Regions from separate parts of the Homo sapiens genome. Here region 2 is linked to region 1. Evidence: chromatin loops called from intact Hi-C (ENCODE). Cell type or tissue: K562. All regions are shown on one strand. Each heading gives the region's core, and the rest is flanking DNA. Links, peaks and the distances in the headings are about the cores only. Region 1 has its middle 150 kb from the start of C10orf126. Region 2 overlaps C10orf126 (chromosome 10 open reading frame 126).

Evidence for each region. Peaks named below come from ENCODE experiments on the same cell type or tissue, not always from the same donor. Only the 100,000 strongest peaks of a DNase experiment are listed, where the experiment ranks them.
Region 2: it touches region 1 in a loop (6-fold over the local background); 6 of 110 quality-filtered maps call a loop at or near these places.

What each region holds. Positions count from the first base shown.
Region 1 is chr10:28,988,812-28,994,193 of GRCh38, reverse strand. No RefSeq gene overlaps it. Among named protein-coding and RNA genes, the nearest start is that of C10orf126, 150 kb to the right of the region's middle. RefSeq lists a silencer at 2,100-2,394 and an enhancer at 2,139-3,338. In K562, for the core only: a CTCF peak has its summit at 2,258 (motif pointing right); a DNase peak (open chromatin) is centred at 2,293.
Region 2 is chr10:28,875,592-28,880,973 of GRCh38, reverse strand. C10orf126 (chromosome 10 open reading frame 126) reads right to left here. Exons shown (of 5, transcript NR_164114.1): 5 at 1-836. Among named protein-coding and RNA genes, the nearest start is that of C10orf126, 32 kb to the right of the region's middle. RefSeq lists an enhancer at 744-964. In K562, for the core only: a CTCF peak has its summit at 2,164 (motif pointing right); a DNase peak (open chromatin) is centred at 2,143.

The sequences.
Region 1 (5,382 bases), core at 274-5,273:
AGTTGTATAGAGTCTGAAGTATGAAAGAAAAGAATCCAGAATTACAAATGAAAAATTAGGCATGAAAATGAACATTTATTTAGAATGAGTATAAAATCATAACATATCACAATAACATCTGACAAATTCCACAGATATTACAAAATCCACAGAAATAGTGACTGCCTCATATGCCTCTAGAATAGTTCTCTTTCCTCTACTTTTTAGCTGCAAACGCTGATCTCTTCTTCATAAAACAATTTTCTACCTTTTTTTTCTATACAGAGGATTAAAAAAGATCCACTCTCTTTGCTCTAACACTTTATGGTGATTTGCTTTAGCCTATAGATTGTTTGAAAACATGTCTTCCAGCTTCAAAACTCAGTAGTGATGTCATTGAAGACTGGGTCGGATGCGGTGGCTCACACCTGTAATCCCAGCACTTTGGGAGGCTGAGGTGGGCGGATCACCTGAGGTCAGGAGTTCGAGACCAGCCTGGCCAACATGGTGAAACCCCATCTCTACTAAAAATACAAAAATTAGCCGAGCGTGGTGGCAGGCACCTGTAATCCCAGCTACTTGGGAGGCTGAGGCAGGGGAATTGCTTGAACTTAGGAGGCAGAGGCTGCAGTGAGCCAAAATCGTGCCATTGCACTCCAACCTGGGGGACAAGAGTGAGACTTCGTCTCAAAAAAAAAAAAAAGTGTTGAAAACTGCTCCCACATCTGCAGAAGCCTCTCTCAAGTTTTCCCACAACCAAATCCTCTGCTTACAAAGTGACACGTCTGATAATTTGAAGAACATTCCGCAGACTAGCTTCTGGCTCCATCTATCTAAATCACGTTTCTCCTCCATTGTTCACCTAGCTCTGGTGTCCGGAGCTAGCAGACATGTTTAAATTGTGATGTAGCCTCTGATCATGAAGCTTTATGTCACAGCGTTGCTGAGTCAGAAAGGTGGGTGATAGAAGTATTTCTGGAAGCTGCTCCTACACAAGGAAGCCTGACAATAGCTTAACTATGAACCCATAAAAATATCTCACTAAACCCAGGGGCCGGGCATGGTGGCTCATGCCTGTATTCCCAGCACTTTGAGAGGCTGAGGTGGGCCGATCATCTGAGGTCAAGAGTTCGAGACCAGCCTGACCAACATGGAGAAACCCCGTCTCTACTAAAAATACAAAATTCGCCGGGTGTGGTGGCGCATGCCTGTAATCCTAGCTACTCGGGAGGCTGAGGCAGGAGAATCACTTGAACTCGGGAGGGGCAGGTTGCAGAGAGCTGAGATCGCGCCATTGCACTCCAGCCTGGGCAACAAGAGCAAAACTCCATCTCAAAAAAAGAAAAAAAAAAAACAAACAACAACAACAACAACAAAAAACCTCACTAAACCCAAATGAATTCTATCCCCAACTCAACCCTCCCTAAGCCAGTTCCAAAGACAACTTTTCCTGCTTCCATGTCCCCCAATAACAGGAGAAATATGACAGTAAGTGTTAGTGCAGAAGACAAGTGTAATCTTAACTGATTCCTTCAAAATGGGTTACTCCTGTAAATTTTATAAAAATCTATGACCATAGGCCAGGGATGGTGGCTAAGACCTATAATTCCAGCAATTTGGGAGGCTGAGGAGGAAGGATCACTTGAGGCCAGGAGTTTGAGACCAGTCTTGGCAACATAGCAAAACCCAGTCTGTACAAAAAATACAAAAATTAGCCAGGTGTGGTGGTGTGTACCTGTTATCCCAGCTACTCCGGAGGCTGAAACGAGAGGATCGCTTGACCCCAGGAGTTTGAGGCTGCAGTGAGCTGTGATCGCTACCGCACTCCAGCCTGGGTGACAGACCAAGACCCTGTCTGAAAAAAATATGTGTGTGTGTGTGTGTGTGTGTGTGTGTGTGTGTGTGTGTGTGTTATATGCACATGTGATATGGCCTCAGAAGGGGACCATGCAAATGAGAAGGCCCTGAAGTTGTGGCCTTCTTAGCTTCAATATCAACATGCCTTAGGTTCCTTTCCTGCTCCTCCCCCATGCTCTTGTACATACTTTTGTTATGACACAGTCATTGTGTAATTATAATCACTTGTTTGTCTGTTTCCTCACAGAATTGTGACCCCATGAAGGCAGGAACCCTATTTGTTCTATTGGTATCTCCAGCATCTAGCAAGATGCCTTGTGCATAGTAGTTAACCAATAAAAAGTGGTTGAATAAATGAATGAAGCACATTCATACTGAAGGTAAAGGTGTGTGATCAGAGAATCTCTCTCCGCAATGGCCACCAGGAGGAGCTGTTGGATGGCTCTGGATGGTTGGTGGGTGGGGTGGGGAAGAAAGGGGTAGAGAGAGAGTATGCAATTGGTAATTCTTCAAAAGGATACTTGAAATCAGGTTTGTGTAGTTCTGGACACAAGAAAGGCAACATGGGCCTTGTACCATCAAGCAATGGAAGTTGGAAAAAAAAAGAAAAAACAATCATCTCTGCTTTGGGGAATCACTGAATTGGCAAACCACCCCCATTTCCAACTTTTCTATGACCTGAGCCTTTGATGACAGCTAACATCAAATTGGGAGTATTCTGGAAACACCACGCCCAGGTCTGCGCCTTATATTTATAGAGCTTTTAGCACAAAGGCATTTTCTTCAAAGCACTTTAAGAGCTGGGCACACCCTGTCACACACATGAGCTCCATGAAAGGAATTGCAGCTTCACAGCAGCCCTGAGGCCTGAGCTGGCGAACAGGAATGCTTTGGAATACACTCCCTGGCCACAGGCGAGCAGCCCAGTTTGAAACTAGTGGGAAGAATGACATCAGGTGGGACCAGCCAAATCCCTGCTGAGGGGCCCGACCTGTATTTCTGCAAGAAAACCTTCGTCTTGATGATCATTGACCATGTACTAGACCCATACTTTATCTCCTTTAATCCTAACATTACCCCTATTGTGCAAATGAAGAAACTCCGAGGCAAAGAGAGGCAAAATAACTGACTTCAGGACCATCACCAGTAAGAGCCAAAGCTCTTTAACCTTGGTTAAAGCTCATCCCTCTCTACAATCATGTGCCTTTTGCTGCCGTTCTAATACATGATCTAAATGTATCAGAGAGAGGCTGACTCTAAGATCAGATGAGCCCAACATGGTTCTGGGTTGACTGTATTGCTTGACTTTGAGACCACCGTGACGGCCTTGGCATCATTCAAAAGCAGGCCCAAGTCCAGGAGTGGTGGCTCACACCTGTAGTCCCAGCATTTTGGGAAGCCAAGGTGGGAGGGTGGCTTCAGTCCAGAAGTTCAAGACCAGCCTGGGCAACACAACCCTTTCTCTATAAAAAATACAAAAACTAGCTGGGCATTGTGGCACGTGCCTGTAGTCCCAGTTACTTGAGAGGCTAAGGTGGGAGGATCACCTGAACCTGGGGAGATCAAGGCTGCAGTGAGCCGTGATCATGCCACTGCACTCCAGCCTGCAAAAACAGTGAGACCCTATCTCAGAAAAAACAAACAATCAAACAAACAACAACAACAACAATAAAAAACAAAAGCAGGGCCAAAAGAAGGAGGCCATCAAAGCCCACATTTTAGTCCATCAGTCAAGCCTTCTGGGGTCCCCATGAATCCCTGTTCTGGTTGTGGAGGGGATGATGTGTGTCATGTGTTGTCACAGCCAACCACAGCAAGAAGGGCTACAATTCCTTGTTGTCATTTTCCCCAACTTCAGTCCCCTCACTGAGAAAAACCAAGGCAAATCACTTCCAAGAGGCCAGCCCAACAGGATAGCACTAATTCCCCTAGTTACAAATGTCTCACACCCAGAAAGCCTCTTGTGCACATTGGGATTCTGGAAAAATGTCAAAACACCACATACAGTCTCTTTACCTGGAAAACAAGAGTATCCAAGTCAGGGCATTCATGGTGCCACCAGAGCAGTCTCCAATACCATGTATAGTTCCCAACACAATTCAATTTACCATGGAAACCTCGGTCATTTTCCTCCAGTAATTCCTCCTCTTAGAAAGAGCACAGATTCAAGTTCCAGCTCTGCCTCCTACTAGCCGTCTGACCTGGCAAGTTTCTTAACTTTGTCATCTGTAAAGTTCAGATAATATTGCTTACCTCACAGATGGTTATGCAAATGAGTGAAACAAATGACAGAAAGGTTAGGTCCATCAGATGATAATGATATTTAAATCTGTTTTCACTACTCTTAGTAACATTATCTTGGGCCAGGTCTCTAGTCCTGCATCAGTGATTTGTCTTTTGTTTTTGTTGTTGCTTTTTGGAGACAGAGTCTTGCTCGGTTGCCCAGTCTGGAGTGCCGTGACATGCTCACTGCACACTGCAGCTTCAACCACCCAGGCTCAAGCGATCCTCCTACTTCAGCCTCTCAAGTAGCTGGGGCTGCGGGCATGCACCACCATGCCCAGCTAATTTTTGTAGACAGGGCTTCACCATGTTGCCCAGGCTGGTCACGAACTCCTGAGCTCAAGTGATCCACCCATGTCAGCCCTCCAAAGTGCTGGGATTACAGGCATGAGCCACCGTGCCCAGCCCCTGATATGCCTTTATTGAGCACCTAATGTGTATGGACTCTGTCTATGAACTTACAGTAAAGTCAGAGACATTGAGGAACAGGTTAGTGTGAGACTGTGTATATGAAATAAAAAGAATTGGAAAACAGGAAGACCAGATAAATAAAATAGAAGGAAAGTTCCACTAGAGAGGTGAGACTTTAGCTGGGCTTCCAGGTGTAGTATTTCAGTAGGATAAACTTACCAGACTAGGGAAGAAGGTGTATGTTGGGAATTGCGGGGAGGCTTCAGGCCTGGTGAGTTCTTCAGAAGATGGGGACTTTTGTTCATTCAGAGTGAAACGGCCAGTGAGCATTTATAAAGTGTTGACCACTACTGATTTGTAGTGTTTGGTGATTTCTGTGGTGTTCATACTTCCACCATAGCTGATTTCCACCAATAAAGCTGAAAACAGGCAGGCCATGGTGGCTCACACTGGTAATCCCAGTGCTTTGGGACGCCGAGGTGGGAGGACTGCTTGAGCCCGGGAGTTCAAGACCAGCCTGGGCAACATAGTGAGATCCCATTTCTACAAAATACAAAATAAAAAGTAATCAGGCATGGTGGCATGCACCTGTGGTGCTAGCTACCTGAAAGGCTGAGGCGGGAGGATCACTTGAACCCGGGAGTTTGAGGCTGTAGTGAGCCATGATTGTACCACTGCACTCTAACAGCCTGGAGACAGAGCAAGACCTTATCTCCAAATAAATAAATAGATCAATAAAAAGAATAAAAGCAGAGTTGGGGAGAGATGTGCAGCAGCCTGGCATCGTACAGTATTCCTACCATGTGAATACAATACAGATCAACGGCCTCCGTAAAATGGAGTAAAATCAGG
Region 2 (5,382 bases), core at 97-5,096, 110 kb after region 1:
CATTGTGGCCTACAAGACACGGGTTGGATAAGCTTGATTTAAAGTATCATTTATTTAGGCTGCATCCTACAGGTTTTTTCTCTGCTTCATTTTAATTACTTCATAATCCGTATTATTATTTATTTTGCTCTTACAGTTTTTCAATTTTGTTATGGAGCATTTCAAACATACAAATGCAAACACTGCTTCACGTGGAATCCTTCTGGAATGTTCCCAGTTCAACATCACTGCAAGTGAGCTAATATATGCTCTTGGGTAATAACATTCTCTCGTTATTTTTACTCTAAAAATCCATGCGTGTGTCTTATTTCTTCTCTTTGAAGACAAAACTATACCTTAAATAACCTCATGTCATACAATGCAAGGGCTTTGCAAAATCCAGCTGAATTAAATCTTTTTTTAAATCCCACATGACCAGATTAAAAGCAGCCCATTTTGCCAAAATGTAGACTTGCTTCATAGACAGTTAAAAGTAATTTTTAAAACACAGCTCTCATTTCATCACTACAATTTCCAAGTTTGAACTTCTACAAAAGTTCAGGATAGTTGAACAAGCACCGTTTTTGGAACTGTAAATAAAGCAGTTGCCTATGGAACCCGGGTCCTGCTTTTTTTGCCTCTTTGCCTGCCACTGATCCTTGTCCTGCTGCTGCCTTTCCAAAGGGCTCAGTGTGTGCACTCCCAGGGAATGAGCCATCCAAGCCGCAATCCTGAGCCCAAGAAAAGCACCACCGAGCCTCCGCAGGAAAAATAAGTTGCTGCCACACGAAGGAAAAGATTCCAGAGCCTTCAGACTCCACCGCCACTGGCTCAACTGTTTCTAAGAATAGCGTGAACTGTGGGAAAAAAAAAAAAATACTGGCACCAGACATTGGTCTTTAATTGTCTCCAGGCATTAAAATAGAAACAAGCTGAAACGGAAGTGCCCCTGGAAACCCTCTCCCAGCCTCACTCAGTGTGGACCAGGAAGCGGGATGTGGATGCGGCTTCCAGAGACATGGACTCCAGAAGGCCAACCCTGCGCCGTGGTGTCACCACGGAGCACGTTTCCAGGACAGGATGGTCTCTTCCAAAGTGGAAGAAGGCCAGGGGCCAGGAGCAGTCTCCAGTGGCCCAGGCCTCACCCACTTTCAGGCTTCCTAGCGATTCTCTCGAGGCCTCTGATTGGAGGCCCCATGGGATGTGAGGGGTCCGCCTCCCAATAGCCGAAGTTGTTTATCAGAGGCTTCTCTTTCTGGTTCATTTTCATAATCTTAAATTTAGCTAATTGGTTCCTAAATCAAATTTTGCAAATAGTTTCTTGTCATAAAAAACAACATCAGCCTTATAACTGGGAGGCCTCTCAGCATAAAGGGGTGTGTGCAGTTAGATCCTATATTCATAGGCTGGAGAGCCCATCACATCCCCTACAACATAGAGGGAACTCTTCAGTTCAGAAGGCACAAAATTGTGTTTTGTTTTGTTTAATGAAGATGTGACAGTCATCTGAATACTGGGTTTCATAACCTAAACAGATTTCCAAACTTTGGGGATTGCTTCCAAATAAAAAAAAGTGCTGCATGCAGAAAAAGATCAAGGAGCCCAATTCTAGTTTCCACTCATTCAAATTTCTCTTGCCTAGTGCCTCATTCAAATTTCCCTTGCCTAGTGCATTAATCATTTTATGAAAATAGGTTTTTTCCCTGCAAGGTTTCTAGTATTTATGAAATTACTCTTAGTTGGAAACATAAGATAAACCAACACTCAAGCTTTTCTCAATTCCTAGACAAACACACTAAATAAAAGAGGTGGTTAGGACTAAGTTTTCCAGAAACCCAGTGCCAATTCCTGATGGGATTATTTCAGCTCTACTTTTTCTAACATGGTTAATTGTTGATGAAGTATGGAAAAAAACAGAAAATAAAATGAAGCTCTTTTCTCTTATGTGCATAATATTCCATAATATATGGAAGTCAAAAGCTGCTTCACAGGTGGGGAACAGGGCTGGTGCAAGGGGAGATACACACTTCAAAAGAATGCAACTTAATAGGGCTGGCAGGCCCCACGTGGCTCCAAACCCTACACAGCATGGCCCTCCCAACTCAAACTCCAGTTGAAGACCTCAGAGGGAATTGACCGGATTCTGTTTTAGAAACACATAAAACCAAAAAAATCTAGCACCAGAGGGAGACAGATACAAATGGGAACAGCCCAACAAGATGGAACATTTACAACGTAGGTCTCTCAGAAGCCCTGTCTTTGGTTGCAACCATCAGCACATGCAGAAATGTGTCACCCCCCACTCTACACCCTCCCCCAACACAGTGCTCACTGTGATCCTTATCTACCCAAACCAGATTACTCAAGCCAGAGCAGAGATTGATTGTCTTTGCCCAAGGTCGGCAATCAGCCATCAATTATACTTGCCACATGCTAGGCTGTTCCTAACTCAGAAATCTTAGAGCATTTAGTTGCACATAGAAAGGACTCCATAAATGTTTGTTGAATTGAATGGAATGATTGTGCTCAACTAATAGCCATTGCTCAACTGTTTCCCAATATCCACTGGTCCTTAACATCAACTCTCATCACTTGGACCTTCTCTTGCCTGTGTTTGTCAACAAGGTTTATATTTCAGGACACCAGACCAACTCACCTTCTAGACCCTGAACCTACCTATGTTCTCCACCAACACCTCACCCTCATCTCCGCCTTAACTCAAGATTCACCTGTCTCCACTGTCTGACATCTCTTGATCTATTCACAGCTACCAGTACTCAGCTGTGACATTTAGAAGTGGAATCAAGGAGGAGAAGGATTGTGAGGAAAGAGGAAAGAGTTTACATTTGCTCTCCCCACTGCTGTGTGCCAGGCACTGCATATATTATCTCTTGTAATTCTGTTTTTAAAGAATGCTGGAGACTAGGGAAATGATACTTCCACTGTCTGAGCCTTTGGGTCAGGAAACTAACTCAAATGCCAAGATCCCAAATGCCTTCCACAATGGAGACATTAAACCCTTTTAAGTTAGTGATTTTTAATTTACGATTTTAAATTATGAGAATTGATGAACACCCATAATGAAATTTTCATCCACCCACTATAAAATGAAGTACTAAAATGTGATTCCCTAAGGCTGAAATATACTATTCAAAGAACTATCCTTTGTTCTGAGACTATAGGGGAATCCTATCTTAGGAAGGAGTAAAATAATCTCTCATTGCAAAAATTCACATGCTCAAAATTGCTCTTCAAAATCTTTCAAGGAGGTACCAAAATCAAGTCCAATAAACCATTACTTCTTCTTTTTTTTTTTTTTTTTTTTTGAGATGGAGTTTTGCTCTTGTTGCCCAGGCTGGCATGCAATGGCACGATCTTGGCTCACTGCAACCTCCACCTCCTGGGTTCCAGCAATTCTCCTGCCTCAGCCTCCCGAGTAGCTGGGATTACAGGTATGCGCGACCACGCCAGCTAATTTGGCATTTTTAGTAGAGATGGGGTTTCACCATGTTGGCCAGGCTGGTCTCAAACTCCTGACCTCAGGTAATCTACCTGCCTCGGCCTCCCAAAGTGCTGGGATTACAGGCGTGAGCCACTGTGCCCAGCCCCAGTAAACCATTATTACTTAACAAGTTTAATCACAGCCTATTTTTCTTACAGCATTGGACAAGATCACTAGTTCTACAGCTGACTATACCTGGTGAAATATTTGGCCCACTTTAAGTGCCAGGCTGTTAAAAAGAAAAAAAAAAAAACAAGCAGAACAAAAACCTTCTCTTAAAGACTAGAATCGCACTCAGCTGAGGAACACGGAACTGTGTGGTAGTCACGTGGTTGTAAGCATATGTATAAAAGTCATCACATTTTTTGCCTTAGATTTTTTCACTTTACTATGTTTAAATTTACCTCCATAAAGTGTTGTAAGAAAGTCTTATAGTGATTATCAAATGATTTTGCAGGGAATTCTCAAACAAGAATTCTCCCTTCTCTCACAACTGAATTTTAATCAATGCACTTAAATCCTTAAGTTTTTGAGTTTTAAGCTCCCTCCTTGGGAGGAAGTTCAGTACCTAAGGAACCTTCGTAATTCTTTCATATATTGAGTAAAGATGCCAAAGTCACTGATTAAAGCTCCCTAACCTCTTAACTCATTACCACAAAACCACCCTGGGGGCCAGGGATCCTGGGTTTTCACTGCCTTCTTTATGAAACTTTCTTTCATCTTAGCGGAAATAATAACTCAAAATCAGTATGTTAGTCGGTCAAAGCATTGTTAATCCAATAGCAAATGTCTTGACTTTTTAGATTACAGGCAACTAGGGAAATACTTATAATAGTTAAGGTTTTTTTAAAAACAAACAAACAAATCTTCCATGAAGTCTATATGAATTATTTTTTTTTGTTGCTTTACAGAGCAAAAATTGTCTTAAATCTTCTCGATTTAAAAAAAAAATCAAAGTGATGCTTCCTTGTTAGCTTGCAAAACCCAGAAAATGATACTGTCGGAAAACACTAGTGATTTAATTAGCTATTAAATAGACAACTTCCTTTCACCCTCTCGATTCATAGCTCCCATGGGAGAATTTATTAACTTTAGTGGCTAAGTTCACATTAATTAAGCCTAACTGCCCTTGACCAGTTAAATAGCTAATCTGTAAAAATGTAGCTGATTTTGGATGTGTGTGTGTATAAAATTATTGATAATTTTTTATGTATTTTAATATCGCCATTGCTTCAGGATACTGCTTTACAAGCATGCATCATTAGAAGATAAATCCATAATGATAAAGCATTTCCATTCACACATGCGATCTTTCGCATCAGCCTTGTAAATTTCAGCATTGCCCCCGAACATTTCTTCACGTGTTTTCCAAAGCTAAGTCTCTGGAATCCCTGACTTTAAACTGTTGAGTAAGTTCAAGTTGAGTTTCATGCTGGCAAAGAGAGTGCCTAACTACAAAGAAATACCTACCGTGTAATCGCTGTTTCATGTCCGCTCGGACCGCCCATTCTGTTTCATTATTGCTCTTTCAGCCACCTCCAGGCCGAACACTCAGACAAAATCACTCTGGCAACTTGTGAATGCCTTCTGCTCATGTAGGATGGCTGTTTTGCCCCCTGTGCTTTCTTTACTGAGCTGTTTAATAAACAGCAGGGTAGCTGGGAATTTCTTGGAAGGAGCCTGGCAGGGAGAGGGCACCGTGGTGCCGACTTTCCAGGCTGACTCGCCGTTGCATTTGCAAACCTGGGGCTCCCCAGCCATCCCCACAGAGCTGCTGAATAGGTTGCTAAGGGCTTGGCAATGTTCTGCACAGCCACTGCTGATACTAAAGAGGCCGCAACAGGCTGGATCCCAGAAGAAAGGAACTGCTAACAGGTTGAGTCACCATGAATGCGGGACTC